Linked DNA regions of Mus musculus: region 2 is linked to region 1. A link is a loop called in an ENCODE intact Hi-C map of the cell type or tissue named here. Cell type or tissue: left cerebral cortex. All regions are shown on one strand. Each heading gives the region's core, and the rest is flanking DNA. Links, peaks and the distances in the headings are about the cores only. Region 1 has its middle 33 kb from the start of Gm30193. Region 2 has its middle 82 kb from the start of Gm30624.

Evidence for each region. Peaks named below come from ENCODE experiments on the same cell type or tissue, not always from the same donor. Only the 100,000 strongest peaks of a DNase experiment are listed, where the experiment ranks them.
Region 2: a loop joins it to region 1, with 2.3 times the contacts of the local background. A loop is called at or near these places in 2 of 42 quality-filtered maps.

What each region holds. Positions count from the first base shown.
Region 1 is chr10:111,536,306-111,545,117 of GRCm38, reverse strand. No RefSeq gene overlaps it. Among named protein-coding and RNA genes, the nearest start is that of Gm30193, 33 kb to the left of the region's middle. In left cerebral cortex, for the core only: no CTCF peak of the experiment used is centred there; DNase peaks (open chromatin) are centred at 1,391, 1,845, 5,029, 6,690 and 1 more place; H3K27ac peaks cover 1,573 bases.
Region 2 is chr10:111,762,676-111,771,487 of GRCm38, reverse strand. It overlaps the pseudogene Gm46193. Among named protein-coding and RNA genes, the nearest start is that of Gm30624, 82 kb to the right of the region's middle. In left cerebral cortex, for the core only: no CTCF peak of the experiment used is centred there; DNase peaks (open chromatin) are centred at 1,718, 3,955 and 4,281.

The DNA.
Region 1 (8,812 bases), core at 166-8,165:
TGATTTTTAGTTATGTGGGCGTGTATCTCTGTGTGGGTATGTTCATATGTAGGTAGGTACCTAGAGAGACCAGGCTAGGGTGTCAGATAATCTCTAACTGAAGTTACAGTCAATTATGAGCCATCCCAGGTCAGTGCTCGGAACTGAACTTACATCATCTGCAAGAGAAGTACTTACTCAGAACCACTCAGCTGTCTCTCCAGCCCCATCCTGTTTTATGAGACCAAGTTTTTCATTGGCCTGTAGTTTACAGATTAGAGTAGGCTGGTTGGCCAGCAACCCCAGGGAATCTCTCTTTCTCTATCTCTTGGCACTGAGATTACAAGTATCAGCCAGGCAGCACATCTAGCCTTTTGTTTGTTTGTTTTTGTTTTTAGAGACAGGGTTTCTCTGTATAGTCCTGGCTGTCCTGGAACTCACGTTGGAGATCAGGCTGGCCTTGAACTCGGAGATCCAGCTCTCTGCCTCCCGAGAGCTGGGATCAAAGGCGTGCATCTCCACCATCACCCAAACCACATCTGGCTTTTTCATGTAGGTTCTGGGGATTTGAACCCAAGCCATCATACTTATGCAACATGCACTTAACCCACTGAGCTATTCCTCTAGCCCCTGGAAAATGTATTAATATAAGAGCACATTTGAGGTCTATTTTAAGTGTCTGCCAATTCTGGAGTCAGAATTCAAGGAGACCACAAAAGATGATAATGTTATCCAAGCAAACAGGACAAAGAAAGAGGGCACAGATGGGCTTATAACACCACAGGAGGAAAATACAAAAATTGTAAGGGCTCTTAAGAACTCTGTTCTTCTAACGGAGAGGGGGCATAGCAGCGCCTTGGGGTTCATGTAAAGGAGCCCCCACCCCAGTCCCATACTTGGCATCCGAGTGACTCATCCAGAAAGCTATCCACTGCGTGCAGCAAAGAGGAAATGAATCATAGGAGTTTCTGACCTTTGCCCTTGTCATTCTTCATGGCAGTGGGGGCTGGGAGGGGGAACCACCCACAGACCGGCTCACAGTGCTGGAGAAGAGGCAGGTCAAACAAGGCACACACAGAAATGATGCAAATGCATTGGCTGGGAGAGCTGGAGACTCGGGTCAGGAGAGACAAGCTCAGCAAATACAGACAGTCATTCTATGATACAGAGAGCAGAGCCTATGCGTTGGCACGGATGGCAGTTAGCAGTGCCCAGTGGTGTCTTGTGCAGTCATGTGAACTTCTCACACTCCTAGCCGGGGTGGGAATGGGGGCAGCACAGAGGAGAACCATGACCTTTGAATTCCCATCTTACATCTGGCATTTAGAGAATTTGCTTGGCTTGCTTAGAGGAAGTCCACTGAGCTCCCGCCAGTGTGCAAGTGGGAAGGCATCTGTGATTCAGAGATTCAAAAGATGGAATCCCAGAGCCTTGCCTCGGGAAAGGCAGTGAGCTTCCAGTACCAGGCTGGCGCATCAATGGCATCTCAAGAGGAATCGAACACGTGTAGGGGTGGTTGAAGTTTGAAATAAAAGCAGAATGGGGTCCTTCCCCGATGCTAATAGGAAAGCAAAATACAGTTCTCTCAAAGAACATAGACAGAGCCAAGAGTAAAAGGGCAGTGAAGGCCACAAGGCAGAGCTTTAAATTGCCATCTAACTGTGTGCTTCTCGATGCCTGCATTTGAATCTATTTGAGCTCAGTGTGTGGAGGTGAGAGTGTGCAACTTCTCTGCTCACACTTCAGCTTAGAAAATGGTTAGCTACGTGTCTGAAAAGTACTTCCTCGGGCCAAGGTAGGTTTTTAATGTAATCTCTCTCCTCATCTGGGTCTACAGATGGTAGCTCAGCTTGCTAGACTCATTATGAAAAGAAGACACGGTCCCTCAAAGCAGCACACTTCACTAGGAAAAAATACTCCTCATAATTACAGAAGTGGGAGTCGGGGGTGTTCATGAAACCTGCAGCTCGGTTCACGGCCTTCTGTGCTTGGTGCAGAGGCACTGTATAGTGGATGATGCTCTGACCATTTCTCAAAAAGGAAGCCTGGGATTGATCCTCGATGCATCCCTCTCTCCCATCCGAACTGCCCACTAAATACTTCCACATTCCTTCTCCTTGCTCCCCCCAACAGCAGTTGGCTTGCTTAAGTGACAAAGAGGAGACAGTTTGTTCCAGTCAGGCAGGCAGCGTCTATTGCTTCTTCGCCTTCAGCATTTATCACTGGTAATGGAAGTTCCTCAGGCTCCTGTCATGGTACAGAGTTGCAGCAACCAGGGAGCCTCAGGGGCTCCTAACTTCTCAGAGACTCGACTCAGGCAGACCCAAGACCCATGACTGTAATGCAGAAAAGAATCCAGGCCGGGTGGTGGTGGCGCACGCGTTTAATCCCAGCACTCAGGAGGCAGAGGCAGGTAGATTTCTGAGTTCGAGGCCAACCTGGTCTACAAAGTGAGTTCCAGGACAGCCAGAGCTACACAGAGAAACCCTGTCTCGAACCCCCCCCCCCAAAAAAAAATTAACAAAAAAACTTAATATGGACATCAAATACTAGGTCTAGAATGTTTTCAGCCTCTGAGACTTACTGCCAAATAAGCTCACACTTTCAAGGTTTTTTGTTGTTGTTGTTTTTTGTTTTTTCTGAACTCTGGCTAGCTGACCAACTCCTCTGTTCTGGCTCAAACTCCTCTCCAAACTGACTGATTCAAATTCTCTTAGCTTCTAACTTAATTGCTCATACTAACTTTGGCAATCTATTCTAATCTTTTGACTCCTTCTCACTCTCTGGCTCATTCTGTCTTCACCTGTGATTAGCTGTTCTCTCTTCAACCTATCTCTGTAGAACTTTCCAGGTAAAACTCTCCTCCCTTTCTCTGTCCTGCTTTCTCTTAAGTCACCTCTCTTCACTGTTTTTGTGAGAGTTGGGCATAGCCTATCTGTCAAATCTTTCTCTGATTCGTCACTTTGTCTGCCACTCAATTAGACAAATCACTTTCAAACATGGGTGCTTCCTTCTACAAACAACTTTACCTTCATTGTTTGGGATTAAAGGTGTGTGCTGTATTCCAGGTATGCTGTAAGGGTATGTCTGTATTCCAGCCATGCTGTGAGGGTGTGTCTGTATTCCAGGTATGCTGTAAGGGTATGTCTGTATTCCAGCCATGCTGTAAGGGTGTGTCTGTATTCCAGGTATGCTGTAAGGGTATGTCTGTATTCCAGCCAGAGTAGCCATGTAGCTGGGTTAAAATCCCTCTACACTACAGTGTTTCTCTAATAAGCACAAAGCCCTGAGCTCCATCCTCAACACTGCATAAACTGGGCATGGTGGCACACACCTGCAACACGTACTCGGGAGGTAGAGGCAGGAGGATTAGAAGTTCAAGGTCACCTTCTGCTACATATTGAGTTCGGGACAACTGGGATACATGAGACCCTGGCTCAAAAAAAAAAAAATGTTTCTAAGTAACTATTACCTATTTATTTCTTCTCAGACACCAGGTTTCCTGCTAAGTTGTTGTTGTTTTTTTTTAATAGGCATCAGTTCTTCTAATCTCACAGTAATCATATTAGAGAAATAATATTTTGATATTGCTCCTAATAGATGAACAATCATGAGTTAGCTTATATAACTTGCCACGAATCAGGCTAATTAGTGAAGAAACCAGAATTGAAGCCAGGGCTATTCACCTTCAAATTCCAAGCTTTTAACTACACACTGTGGGCCCCAGGGACTGGGTGCAGATCTGGCAGCCATGGGCTTGTATATTTGTTGTCACATCAATTCCTGTCCCTCTTCCTTGTGTCTGAGTACATAATAATCGTAGTAGACTGCAGATGGGAAAAATACAGAAGTCTTGTTCCCATGTGTCATCTCTACATCTTTTTATTTCTTTCCCTTGTATAAGAAAGAAGGGAAGCTACAGCAACAAACATTCTAGCAGCTTCTAGCCTATTTCCTTGCTCCCCGATATGGGAAATGTGACCTTTGAGAACAGATTGACTTTTCAAGCTTGACCAGTAAAAGCTCCAACCGAAACACCTCATCAAGCACACATTGAGAGGGGCCAATTGAATTCTGGGCCTCACTTACAATTCATCTTCTGACCTTCTGTTGTGAACTGTAGTCAAGACGATCATCCCATCTTCCGCCAGAATTTTAACAAACAATCCTCACAGTGGCCCCTTAAAGGCATTAGGGTTGTGACAATCACCCTAGCATTCCCAAGCATAAGCGCATGCTCCGCATCAGCGCATGCTCCTTAGAGCATGACGCTGTGCGGAACCTTTGGCGTTTCGGGATGCCTTGTATTCACATCTGAGCAGCTAAGGCTGGGCACTGCACATCTTTGCAAGGAGATTTACCCATATCACACATCAGAAAAGGGCCAATCACTGAGACATCAGGAAATAAAGAGTAGAGCTGGCCCTTCACCAGGCACTCAGGGGTGGGGGGTGGGGTGGGGAACATGCTAAAGAAATCCATAGTGATAGGCATAAAGAAGAGGCTACTGTCTGACCCAGAATTATGACAGAACCTGCACCAAGTGACTTGAACCCTATAGGCCTCTTACAACATCCGATTGCTGGATCACGTGATCTCATTCCAAACCAACACCAATGGGAAAGTCCTGAAGAACATTTGGTAATCTCGACCAAAACACTAATGGTGTCTCACTCCACCGGAGGTCACAGACAACACAGACAGGCGCCACAACTTGTCCCAACTAGGATTCATTATTAGGAATGTATACAATCGCTTCCTGCATGAAATCAAAAACCCACCAAGAGCGAACAGCAACCCATTCTGAGCTTTGGCAATAAGAGTCAGGCTAAAATGCAGAACAAATTTCATCATAGAACAAATCGTAAGAAATGAAGTGGGTGGAGCAATAAGGGAAGTAGCTCAGCAAGAGATGACCAAGGAGCGGAACAGCCCACATGGAACCTACAGAGGAACGGGAGGCAAGAACACAGAAGCCGACAGGAAATGAATTCAAGAAGGAAACTGTGGGAGAATTCGAAAGTGCCTTGAGGAGAAGCCAGGCTGCAGTGGGCGGCACAGATGCTAACATCCTGCCAGCTGAACTCCTGAGTGGAAGAACTAAGAGTCTGTTCAAACCCTGAGGAAAGGCTCAGCTCCTGGGCCTGGCAGGCTATGCTGAGCAGCCTCAGGCAGGATAGGCTTCACTGACATCACAGTCCCAAGCCAATGGCGGCCATTGTGCACGGTAACACAAGGATAAGTATTTATTTCAGTCCTCTGTGGGAGGGCTGCATTTTCTTCTGAGGTCATCTGGAGCAAATGTAGCTCCCACAGGGGCCTCGTTTTATGAGGCCCAGCTTAACCTGGCCACACCATGCTAGACTAACAAAGGGGAATTGGAGAGGTGGCAACAGAGTGACTCAGCCAGCCTTAACCCTTGAGAGCCTGGAGAGAAATATCCAGCTCAGCTCTTCTACACATTGAGGGCTCTGGGGGACCTGTCTGCCTTCAAAGAAGAGATCAACAATTGCAGACAACTGCCTGTCATTGTCGCCTAGAATAGCCCCAGTCCTCGGTCCTTTTTATCCAGTGCTGGATAAAAAACCTTACTTTCTCTAGTCTTAACTGCCATTCCTCAACCTTTCTACCATCTCCTTTTCTGCTCTGATACAATGATGCAATTCTTGGTTTTTCTACTTGGGAAACACACACACACAAACATAAATCCCAACTTAATGTTTCCAGTTAGCTATTAAATGCCTCTGACTTGTGTCAAATGTAACAACCTATGCCTCCTCCCTTACTCTCCCACCACTACCAAATAAAAAGCAATGCCCCACTCCCCCACTTCATTGAACGGCAATTCCACCTTCTCCAAACTCAACTCTGTTTAATGGCACACACCCAGCCCTCCAGAAAATGCCTTGGGTGTCCATTTAGACCATACCTTGACCATCATATCTTAGCCCCCCACCATCCATCTCTCTTGTAAATGAATGGTTGCAATAACCTCCCACCTGATCTTCCTGCTTCCGTGCCTGTCGTCCTTCATACAAAACAGCAGACTTACCGGTGCTTCCAAACTTCAAAACACTTTCAGCTCAAACTCTCCAGGAATGTCAGCTGGAGAAAAAAAAAAAAATGAAAGGTCCTTTTTTAAGTTTTATATGTCTGTGCATGTGCCCCAGCATACATGTAGAGGTCATGAGGTAACCTGCCAGAATTAGCTCTTTCTTTCTATCACATGGGTTGTAAGGATCGAACCCAGGTCATTGGACTTGGTGGGAAGCATCTTTATTTAACCATTGAGTGGTCCCACTGGTCCTCACGTTCTTACAGTGGCCTAAAACCCCCTCCACATTCACTCCACCCCTGTAGACCTCTCCTGCCTCATCTCTTTCCACCTCCTGCGTCCTACCTCTGGTTCAGCCACTCTCCTCCCTTCAATCCCCTAACTCCCATGATTATATCTAACTTTGCCGAATTTAGGAGATAGGAATACAAGACAACTTTGCAATTTTCTAGGATAAGTGTGTTATATTACAGGACGCTTACATGAACAATTCTGTATTGTTTATGTGAAGTTCATCTTTGACTGGGCATTCTTTATTTTATCTGGCAAGCCCCAGCTTTCCCCCACCTCTGGCTCTTTTGCACTGGGTCTTTTCCCGCTGCATCAATACAGTTATGTGGCCTGTTCTCTCATCCACTTCCAAACCATCTGCTCAAACATCACTTTCTTGGTGAAAAACTAAAATCAGATCCTCCCCACCCTGCCCCCAAGCATGTTTTTCTCAACATAAATTACATATGCCTTCTGGAGTTGGCCAGGGAGCGGAATTAAACTCTGCAAGGACAGGATCGGGTTTCTGCCCAGCTGCTTTGCATGGTCCTATAAACCCAGCACCTAGAAGATTAAGGGTTCCTAGGAAATCACCATGAATGTTTATTGAATGAATGAATGAATGAATGAATGAGCAAGCCTCCTAGAGCTTTTGGTTAAATCTCTGATAACAAATAGCCCTGATTCAATGACATTAATCTGCATTCTCCAACCACCTTGCAATGGTTTCGCAGCAGAGTAGCCCCAGGGAAACCATCACTTTTGGTTACTGACAATAAAAACTGTCTCATTTGAAACTAATTTTAAATATTTTAAACCCCAAACGCCATAAGAGGCATAAAATTAACTTCCTTTAGTGCCTTGCTATATAAAAATACTTTGACTGCATGAATCCTTGGGAAGGCCTTGCATTTTATAGAATCCAATCCAAGGGGAAACAACTAAGTTCACAAGGAAAAGTGTGAGTCCCATGATGATAATTACATCTGTGAAGACAATAACGCCCAACTACTCTAAATAATTAAGCAAAACCCATAAAATATCCACCTTGCTCAAAATGTTCTCTTTAGCATCCTGCTGAGACGGCTGACATTGTGATAACCTGTGAAATCGATCTGTAGAGGGTGATATCATGACGTCATATGCGTACGCGGCTGTCTATTGGGTGTTCGTGGTTTTAAGAGACAAATTCCCGGTACTACATCCTGGATAAAAGCGAACCCAAGTGACTGCGGAAGTGATGATGTACGATCGTTGGACTCTTCGGTGTACACATTAAAGCAGGAAGAAAGCGTGCACTTCTCTTAGGCGTGTATACCAAAGCCCAGGGAGAGTATTCCGAACGAGAGATGACAGACTTTATCTCTCGTCGTGGGGGCCCTGTGTGTGTGTGGGGGGGGGGGGTGTAGGGGTAGGGGGTAGCCGCTTAAGTCATCCACATTCTGTCAGCCAGAGTGTGCGCGTCTGTGCCTCGGACCTAACACAGCACAGCTTCTCAGCCTCGCACTGGAATCACCTCAGTGGTGATTCCGATTCCATTGTAGCTCGGCTTCCAATACAATTGACAGAGCGGGTGGGTTATCCAGACTCCAGGACTGCTTTTAAAGCTCCCCAGATAAGTCTAACCAACAACCTAGACTGAGATTGCTGTTTTAAAGTCAAAAAACAGAAGAGAAGACGCAGTGTAAAGTGAGCTTGCCCCGTTCAGCTTCCGGGTCTTAAGATAGATCTTCTCTCTCCGGAACACAGTGAAGGAGTTGAGTTTGAAGGAGAAAAAAAAAAAAACTTCTCAGGTTTTATCTAAAACTGATGTGTACTGTTTAAGAGGGAGAAATAATCCAGGCTTTACTATAAACAAAGGAAACTTCAGTTCGGCTGCCCTGGGAAACTCCTCCGTTTAACGCAGTCTTGCAGTGATTCTCACGAACCATTGCTGCGGCCGAAATAATAAGCGACAATGTGTGCTTTATTCACACCAAACACACCAATAGACTTCAAAGGGGAAAAAAATCAACATTTACAGTTTAATTACTATTTATTCTCTATATTCAAATCAGCTTTCTTTGACTCCCAAACACCCCTCCACCACCACCAAGAGCTTGGAGGGGGATTTAATCATTTGATGTAATTCTTTCTCAAACAATAGAAAGTTATCATTATGACAGCAACGTTGAACTAAAATAATTAAACAAATGCCGAGGAAATTATATGCAGGATAATTACTTTGGACATTTTTCAAAACCAGTGTGAAGATAAAACAATTGATCTTAAAGAGAGTAATTGAGGGGTTAAAAGGGCCAATTTCTATTTCTTCTTTAAAAATTCAGTGTGTGTGTGTGTCTTTCTGTCTGTTTGTATGTGTGTCTCTGTGTGTGTCTTTCTGTCTGTATGTGTGTCTCTGTGTGTGTGTCTTTCTGTCTGTTTGTATATGTGTCTGTGTTTATGTTTATATGTGTATGTTTATGTTTGTGTGTTTATGTGTGTGTGTGCTTGTGTGTCTGTATCTGT
Region 2 (8,812 bases), core at 455-8,454, 230 kb before region 1:
GTCACTGACCAGCAAAGCCTTGTCCCTCGCAGCCCTCTATAGCCTTATAACAACTAAGATCTGCTGTTGTGATTTGAACAAGAAACAGCCCCCAGAGGCTCATGTGTTTGAACACTTGGTCCCAAGATGATGAAATTGTCTAGAGACATCTGTCAGACATTTATGAGGTAGGATCTAGCTTGAAGATGTAGGTCACCAGGAGCAAGTTCTGGTGGAGAAAGGGGAGGAACTGTATTATTCCTGTCACCTTCATGTCACCCTCTCTGCTTCCTGGCCTCCGGCCATGACACAGAACAAGCCTGCCTCCAGCCATGACACAGATAAGATTTCAATGCAAGCACAGGGTCATCCGTTCCCTGTTATAGTCGACTGAAGTATTTGAAACGATGACATAAAAATAAACCCTTCCTTCCTTACATTTCTTTTGTCAAATATTACCACAGTGGTGAGAAAAAGTCACCACCCTACTGAGCCCCTATTCCCACGTCTTCCTGCATCTAACCTCTCCAAGCCTGACTTAGACAGGCCAACTCGGCTCTACCACAGTTCTCCACTTCTGCCCAGTCCCTCTCAAAATCAGACCCTTCCATGGATAGACCTAACTGTGTGATGCTTGTAAGCCATGCCGCTCAAGGTGTGATGTGTGGGTCTCCAGCGGCTGTATCATCTGGTAACTTGCTAGACATGCACAACAGAATCTCCCTTTATTGCCACACCCAAGATCACTTACATATGCTCATGACATACTGTCTGACAGTACCAGTCCAATGTATGGATTCTCACGTAACAGTTTATGGCAAAGGCTAACAAAGCTATAGCCAACTAGGGTAATAAGGTTTGTTAGCCATTTTAAAATAGTCTCTGAGATAAGAATAATGACACTAGTGGGGGAATCAAAAGGAGGGTCGTTATTTCCCAACACATGAAATGGTATGAAGTCCAAATATTAGTGTCTACAAGTATAGCTTTGTTGGAACATATGTCCATTCATTAATATTTGCCTATGCCTACTTTTACACACAATGGCAGAGTTGAGCATTTATAGCAAAGACTGTATGACTGGTAAGTACAATAATATTTTATATCTGGTCCTTTTCAGAGGTTTGGTGACTCTTGTTTTTAGAAGAAAACAATCATGATCAAGTGGGAAAAAGAATGAGCTAGAAAGAGAGTTTGGTAGCGTGGTAGTTTGGCGTGCTGCCAAGCCTGATGACCTCAGTTCAACCTCAGGAAACCACCTAAGAGGGGTGCCAACTCCCTCCTCTGTCCTCTGACCTCCATTCATGCACACACATACATGCACTAGGTAAATGAATGTCAAACAATTAAATAATAGAACTGCCAGTTATGAGGTAGGAAGGGGAAGAAAGTAAATAGCTGAGCAAGTGAAGTTTCCTCCTGAGTGCTAAACCCTCTGGTGACCCAGCTGCTGCAGAGTGGGAGCTTGTATCTGTTACCCTCATCACTTCCCGCTGATGATTGCTCCCCGTGGAAACGCAGAGGTGGGCTTTAAACATGACAAGAGAGTGTGTATGTTGGGGGGGGGGGGGTTGTCCCAGAGGTTCAGAGTTGAGGAGGGATACATGGAGGATTTGAGGTTCACTAGCTTCACGACACAGTCTTCACTTAGGTTCATACTCCTCAAACAAAATCAGTGGCCGGGGAGGGGGCTATCTCTAGCCCTGGAGAGCTAAATGACTCACTACTTCTATTGAAAGGAATGCCTAAAAATGAAAGCATTCCAGTTTGAACATCACAGCCGCTCTGCCTGCAGCCCTTCTTTTTTCCACATTCCATAATTTCATGTCTCCAGGAGACCAGTTCGGACTTTATTCATGATCTAAACGTTCACACAGCGGTACACTTCGGAGAATGGTAGTTATTATGATTTACTAAGAAATGTTCTGTAGGTTGCTTTTTTCTTCCATTCCCATTCTCTCAAACTTTATGGCCTTGCCTTTTCCTTCTGTATTGCCAGCATGAGGACAATAGTCAATAATTTTAAGAAACCATTTTCGTAGTTTCAAAAAGCTTCTACCTAAAGAACAGCTCGGGTGTCGGGGAGCAGTGCAGTTGATAAGAATGCTTGCGTGAAGCTGGGCGGTGGTGGCACACGCCTTTAATCCCAGCACTTGGGAAGCAGAGGCAGGCGGATTTCTGAGTTCGAGGCCAGCCTGGTGTACAGAGTGAGTTCCAGGACAGCCAGGGCTATACAGAGAAACCCTGTCTCAAAAAACAACAACAACAACAACAACAACAACAACAACAAAACAAAAACACCCCCCCCCAAAAAAACAAACAAACAAAAATGCTTGCATGGAGCTCTTAGATTCAATCCCCAGTCCCACATAAACTTAGTTGAAGGCAGATTCTGTCGTCCCATACTCTGTTGGTAGAGGCAGGAGGATTAGAAGATCAGTTATCCTTGACTAAGCAATGACTTGGAGGCCAGCCTGTGCTACGTAAGGCCCACAGTTTAAAAATAAATAAATGGGGCCAGCAAAAGTTTCATCAGGTAAAGGTGTCATGGCCACCAGAGTTCTACCCCTATAAAGGTGTTAGGAGAGAACCAACTCTACAAACTTGTCCTCTGACCTCCACGTAGACCGCACTACACATTACCACACATATACACTGCATACACACACACATTGACAATAGTAATATGTTTTAAATGATGATGAAAAACTTCTCAAATGTGTTCAACTCAAAACATAAGGGATTATTCTAAAAGTGCACACAACATCCAACTCCTTCAAATGACAAAAGGATTTGAAATTATGAGCCTTGAGGAGGCCATAGTTACTTGAGAATGTTTCCTGAAATTTATCAGGAAATGAAGGAAGGCAAAGGAGGAAGAATTGAGATCTTTATCAACCTGTAGCCCACGTGTCTTTTTGTTGTTGTCGTTGTCGTCATCATCGTTGTTGTTGTTGAGAAAGTTTTTGTGGCTTTAATGTATCATGAGGCATTGAAACATCTGAACAAATCAGTATCTAGGCGGTTGGTGAGGCAGCTGTTTTCCCTTCACTCCTTCGGGTTACTAAAGCAACTTGTCAGTAGATTAAAAAATAAATAAATAAACCAAAACCAAAACCCGACCATCTTTTGCATTACTTAAGTCCTTCCAAGGCATGCGCTGGTACAGCACAAACGTTTCCTGTCAGATGGCGACTCGTCTAGCATCCAAACATCATGCACAGCACCGTGGTGACAGAAGCCCACTGCACCCGTTCCCGCCTGGCCCTGCTTGTTGGTGTGTGATATTTGGAGCATCTGGAGGAGTGAGCTAGGATTGGGAAGAGGGAGGGGGAAACAGCGTGACTGTCTGGCCAGGAGGAGGTCAACCGAAGTTGTGCAGGACAAGCCTGAACATGTCATTGGTGCAAACACAAGCATCGTTGATGTTCTTTAATAGAAACATCTGGTGGAAATCCATGATGGGATCTTCATCAGCCTTGAGTTGGCCGACAACCATGCTGATGATGCAGCTATCTGCTGTAGGCTGATGGTCCTGTGCTGAGATACTATGCTGAATTTTCTGGAATGGAAGGCTAGATTACTTCTCCAACAATGGCAGCTTTCCCCTGGAATTGCATGATGCATCAATCAGTGTAAGTTGTGCCTAGTTGGGTTCTGCCATTATCAAATAACTGATAGTAACGCTGAATGAAGCTGGATCCAGTCTGCTCCCAAACTGGCTTCTCTCCTGTCCTGGAGAGTCACCCACCCCTCTGAGACCCGTGGGGCTGGCACGATGGCTGCAGCGGCAGCGGTGGCAACTCAGCGCAGTCTCCCACAAGTCTTTTCAAGAGATGTCATCTGACTTAACACAACTTTGCTTAGAGACATCAAGTGTGTACTCTGTGGGTGGCACAAGGTCAGGTAAATTCTAGACATCTTGAAGACATAAGAAGCCCATTTTTTTCCATCTGGAAAAGCAGCTTCATTTTCTATTTTCAGCTGGAAATTTTGGCAATCGATTCAGTTAGACTGTGTTTACTGAAACATTTAGGTAGGAGGGGAGATCTCAGTCAAGAATTTTTCATCTTCCACAGCCTGTACACACACACACACACACACACACACACACACACACACACACACACACACACAAGATATTACTGGAAATGCTTTCAGATTTGTTTATTCCCAAATAATGTGCTCTATATTCATTCTTAGAGAAAAAGGAAGAATTCCACAGAAAGAAATGCTTCCATGACTGGCTGAGTCATTCTGGAGAGATGTTTCCAGTAAGCCACATTATGCTGGATGCTGTTCAAGAGAGAAAAACCCAAGCCCACTGAGCTTCAGTGGGCTGTGTGGGTGGGTTTACTCGAGTACAAACATCAAATACAGCCATTGGAACCCGTATCCTGGGAAACAAGAGAACGGCTCCCCATCCCAACTGGGATTTTACAAGTTCTATTTTAGCCAAATAATAAAAAGTGAATAAAAAAAATGGGTGTAAATTAAAAATGCCCCAGTGACATTCATTGTATTATTTTCCCCCCTCAGACTCCTGAAATTGAAATTGGATGTTATAAAATTCAAGCTTCTTTTTTGCAAAACTTTGATGTCTCTGGTAGACTTTCACATTTCTATTTAAAAACTGCTGATGAACACCCCACCTACAGCATGCCCCCCTTCCTTTGTCAGATAAATAGTCACCCTGGAAAGGCTGTGATTATGAGATTAAAAAATCATTTGCATTTTATAACTTTTCTGTCAATTTTTCCTTACAAGAGTAAAACTATAAACAATTTGAATACTAAATTTCACTCTAACGTCAAGACCATACACAATCAATCAGCTGAAAATTGGACACTAAAATTTCCAATGTTCCAAAGCACATTGATAAGGAACCCCAATTTCATTCATATCGCTGTAATTCAGGGTACTGTTGATGATGCTGTTGCAGCCAATTTGCTGTTGACCAAATAGTACACCACTTGGTGAGTCCTTTTCTTTCTCTCTTTCTCTCTTTCTCTCTTTCTCTCTTTCTTTCTTTCTTTCTTTCTTTCTTTCTTTCTTTCTTTCTTTCTTTCTTCCTTCCTTCCTTCCTTCCTTCCTTCTCTCTCTCTCTCTCTCTCTCTCTCTCTCTCTCTCTCTCTTCCTTTTCTTTACTGAAATTTATTTATTCACTTTACACCCTGATCACTGCTGCCCCTCCTGGTCACCCCCTCCCACAATCCTTTCCCCCATCCCCCTCCCATCCTCCTCTGAGAGAGTGGAAGCCCCCCTAAGTATCCCCCCACCCTGGCGCATCAGGTCCTCTCCCACTGAGGCCAGACAAGGCAGCCCACCTAGAAGAACTTATCCCACAGACAGGCAACAGCTTTTGGGATAGACTCTGCTCCAGTTGTTCAGAACCTACAAGAAGACGGAGCTAAGCATCTGCTACATATATATGGGGTTGGGTATAGGCCCCACCACCCATGTATGCTCTTTGGTAGGTGATTCGGTCTCTAAGAGCCCCAAGGGTCTAGGTTAGTTGACTCTGTTGGTCTTCCTATGGAGTTCCTATCCATTGCAGGATTCTCAATCCTTCCCCTAACTCTTCCATAAGAGCACCCAAACTCCATCCATCATTTGGCTGTGGGCCTCTTCATCCGAGTCAGCTGCTGGGTAAAGCTTCTCAAGTGACAGCCTTGCTAGACTCCTGTTTTCAAGCATAATGGAGTATCATTAATAGTGTCAGGGCTTGGTGCTTGCCCATGGGATGGGTCTCAAGTTGGACCAGTTATTGATTGGCCATTCCTTCAGTCTCTACTTCATCCCCTGTCTTTGCATTTCTTGTAGACAGGATAAATTTTGGGCAGAAAGTTTTGTGGGTGGGTGGAGCCCTACTCCCTCCACCTGAGGTTCTGCCTGACTACAGGGGGTGGCCTCTTCAGGTTCCATATTTCCAATGCTGTGAGACCCAGCTAAGGTCACCCCCATCGATTCTTTCTTCTTGGCATCCTAAAATAGCAAACGGCTTAGAACTTGTATCACTCTGGGAACCAATTATCAAACAGCACTCTGAGACACTAAATTTACTCTGAAGAATTTTTTTAATGTAGAACTTAACATTTTTATCTGTCAAGTTTGATTGCAACACTCCAATTTTTTCTTTCTCGGCAGAGGCTGAGTAGAGGTCTGGAGACACTGCTGTGGGAAGTCATTCCTGAGTGTGAAGAACATGTACTTCAAAATGGCTCGGGCCTCCATTATGGTTTTCTCCATTCCTAGACCCTCAGCCTTCCTCACTGTTAATAGAGAACTATTAAACCAACTCTTAGGAAATGATACACTTTCATGCAAACTCTAGACATTGAACAGCTGTCATGTATCTAACATTTCCAGATAGATGATACCTCTGAAGAGTCCTTCATTCTCACTGTGTTGATAAAAGATAAACAGCGCTTTGGATAATTTCCTTAATACACATGGTAATTAATTAGTAGGTTAAGATTTGAACCTGTACCTGACAGATCTTAATGCCACTTTTGCCTTTGAGGAGTCTAGGTATGTAATGGCTTTGGCTTCCTATCTTTAACCTTGTCTCTCTAGTCTCAGAGAGGCTCTCTCATGTATATTCTGATTTTTAACACCAATTTGGACACCCTGTTCTTTTTCCTTGATAGTGTTCATGATTATGCTGGATTCGGTTCTTCTTATCTATCTAGTTCTAGGTGTGCAATACATGGATGATCTTTAGGCATTTACATTCACCCATGGATATTTTCTTCTAAGCTACTGGTAAAATTTGCAAAATACTAATAAAAATAATATTCCAGAATGATTTCTCTCTAAGACAGCCTGCATGTACATTAAACAACCCTTAATTCACCCTCTTGTCCATAGACCTATAATATCAATTTTGTTCATTATATTGATGAAACTATGTCATACACCCTTTTTTCTGGTCCATCACTCTAGTAATGTAATTGCTGAACAGTGGACGTTATTGGTTCTTTAACCTGAAAAGTTCAAATCTAGAACTAGGTTGATAAGAGGCTCAAATAATGGCACCAAGAACCAGTCTCTCCACTTGCGGGTTCTGTGCTTCTCAACCTCAGACTCTACATGAAGATAACTCTACGAGTTGTCTGTCAGCAACTGCAGGATTCCATTCCATAAAAGCCCTACATGCAAATTATAGTCACTGTTTTAGGAGGTATAGAAAGCAAACATATCAGTCAGAGAGCCCTTGACCACACAAAGGCAGGATGGTCTAATGCAGCACTTCTTAACCTTCCTAATGTTACAGCCCTTTAATATAATTCCTCATGTTGTGGTGACCTCAACCATAAAATCATTTTCATTATTACTTCATAACTGTAAATTTGCTGCTCTTATGAATCACAATGTAAATATTTGTGTTTTCTGATCCTATGAAAGGATTGTTTGACCCCTCTCAAAAGGGTCATGACCCGCAAGATGAGAACTAGTAGTCTAATGAAAAAGGATATACTTTGGTACAAAATGGATCTGGATTTGATATAGTTTGCCACGAGGCAAGTTATTTAATATTGGTTTCCTTGATTGTGAAAATGGAGACTAGATATTAGAGCTGACTTGATGTCCTAACATTTAAATCAAATAATACAAATTAGGTGCTTAACACATTGTGAGGTGTATCACTGGCATACACCAAATCAGCAGATAAGGTACCAAAGTAGCAGGAATATTAGCAGGGCCATGCATGTTGTAATGTTATTATAGATTATAATACTAGGATGTCAGAAAGTTCATAGTTGAGGGGAATGGCAGAGCAATAAAAAGACTGTATGAAGGAGGTCGGGTTGGAGCTGGATCTTTGAAGAAGAAAAGATGTCTCGGTAAGTAGCATCTTCAGTGCCTGAATGACCTACAGTCCAGGTAGGAGATGAGTATAGGTGAACAGGCAGACTGGATTCAGCTTGTGGGGGTTTGGATGCGGTTAAGAGGCTTGAAGTCAACTCACTGAATGAAACTCCCACAAGTTGGCAAGCAACAGAGAGGCACGACAAGGAGACATGTGAGTCTCCGTCACTGGTTTTAGTGTACAAATGAATAGAAGAGTCAAGAGACAGATGTCAGAGGCCAATTTGGAAACTTATTTGCAAAATCATAAGCAAGTGAAAATGAAGGATTCATATCAAGCACTGCCATGGTAACCGAGTAAAGAGATACACGAAATGAGATTTCAGGGGTAATGAGACTCGTCGGCTGATTGGATGCTGGGAATGAAAGGGAAGAATCAATGTGTATTCATTTTTAACCCCAGATGGCTTGAAGAATAAAGATGCCATTGACATAAGAAAAGAACAAAATAAAAACAATTTGCGGTATCTAGAGGAAGAAGAGAGTGGATTTAGCTGTGAATTGGTGACTTTGAGGTGTTTACAAAGCATTCACATGGTGGTGGGCAGATCACAAGTGATGATAGGAGAGTTTCAGACATGGTTTAATTTTTTATCCTTTTCATATACCTCCCTTTCCCTCCCTCCCTCTCTTCCTCTCTGCCTCTCCCTCCCTCTCTTCCTCTCTGCCTCTCCCTCCCTCTCTTCCTCTCTGCCTCTGCCTCTCTCTCCCTTTCCCCCCTCTGTCTGCCTATGTGTGTGTGTGTGTGTGTATTCATGTACATGTGTGTGAGTGATTTTTTTTACTCTCCTGATATAATCGTCAGTTTTACCCATAACCTAAAGCTCCCAGGACTACACCATTTTTACCTCAGATTATGACTTTAAAAAAACAGTTTTCCCAGGCCTTTGCCAATCCTCTAACCTGAGAAACTCTCTCTTTCCTTTGTCTTTGCTCCTATCAAGAATATTATTCCAGAATA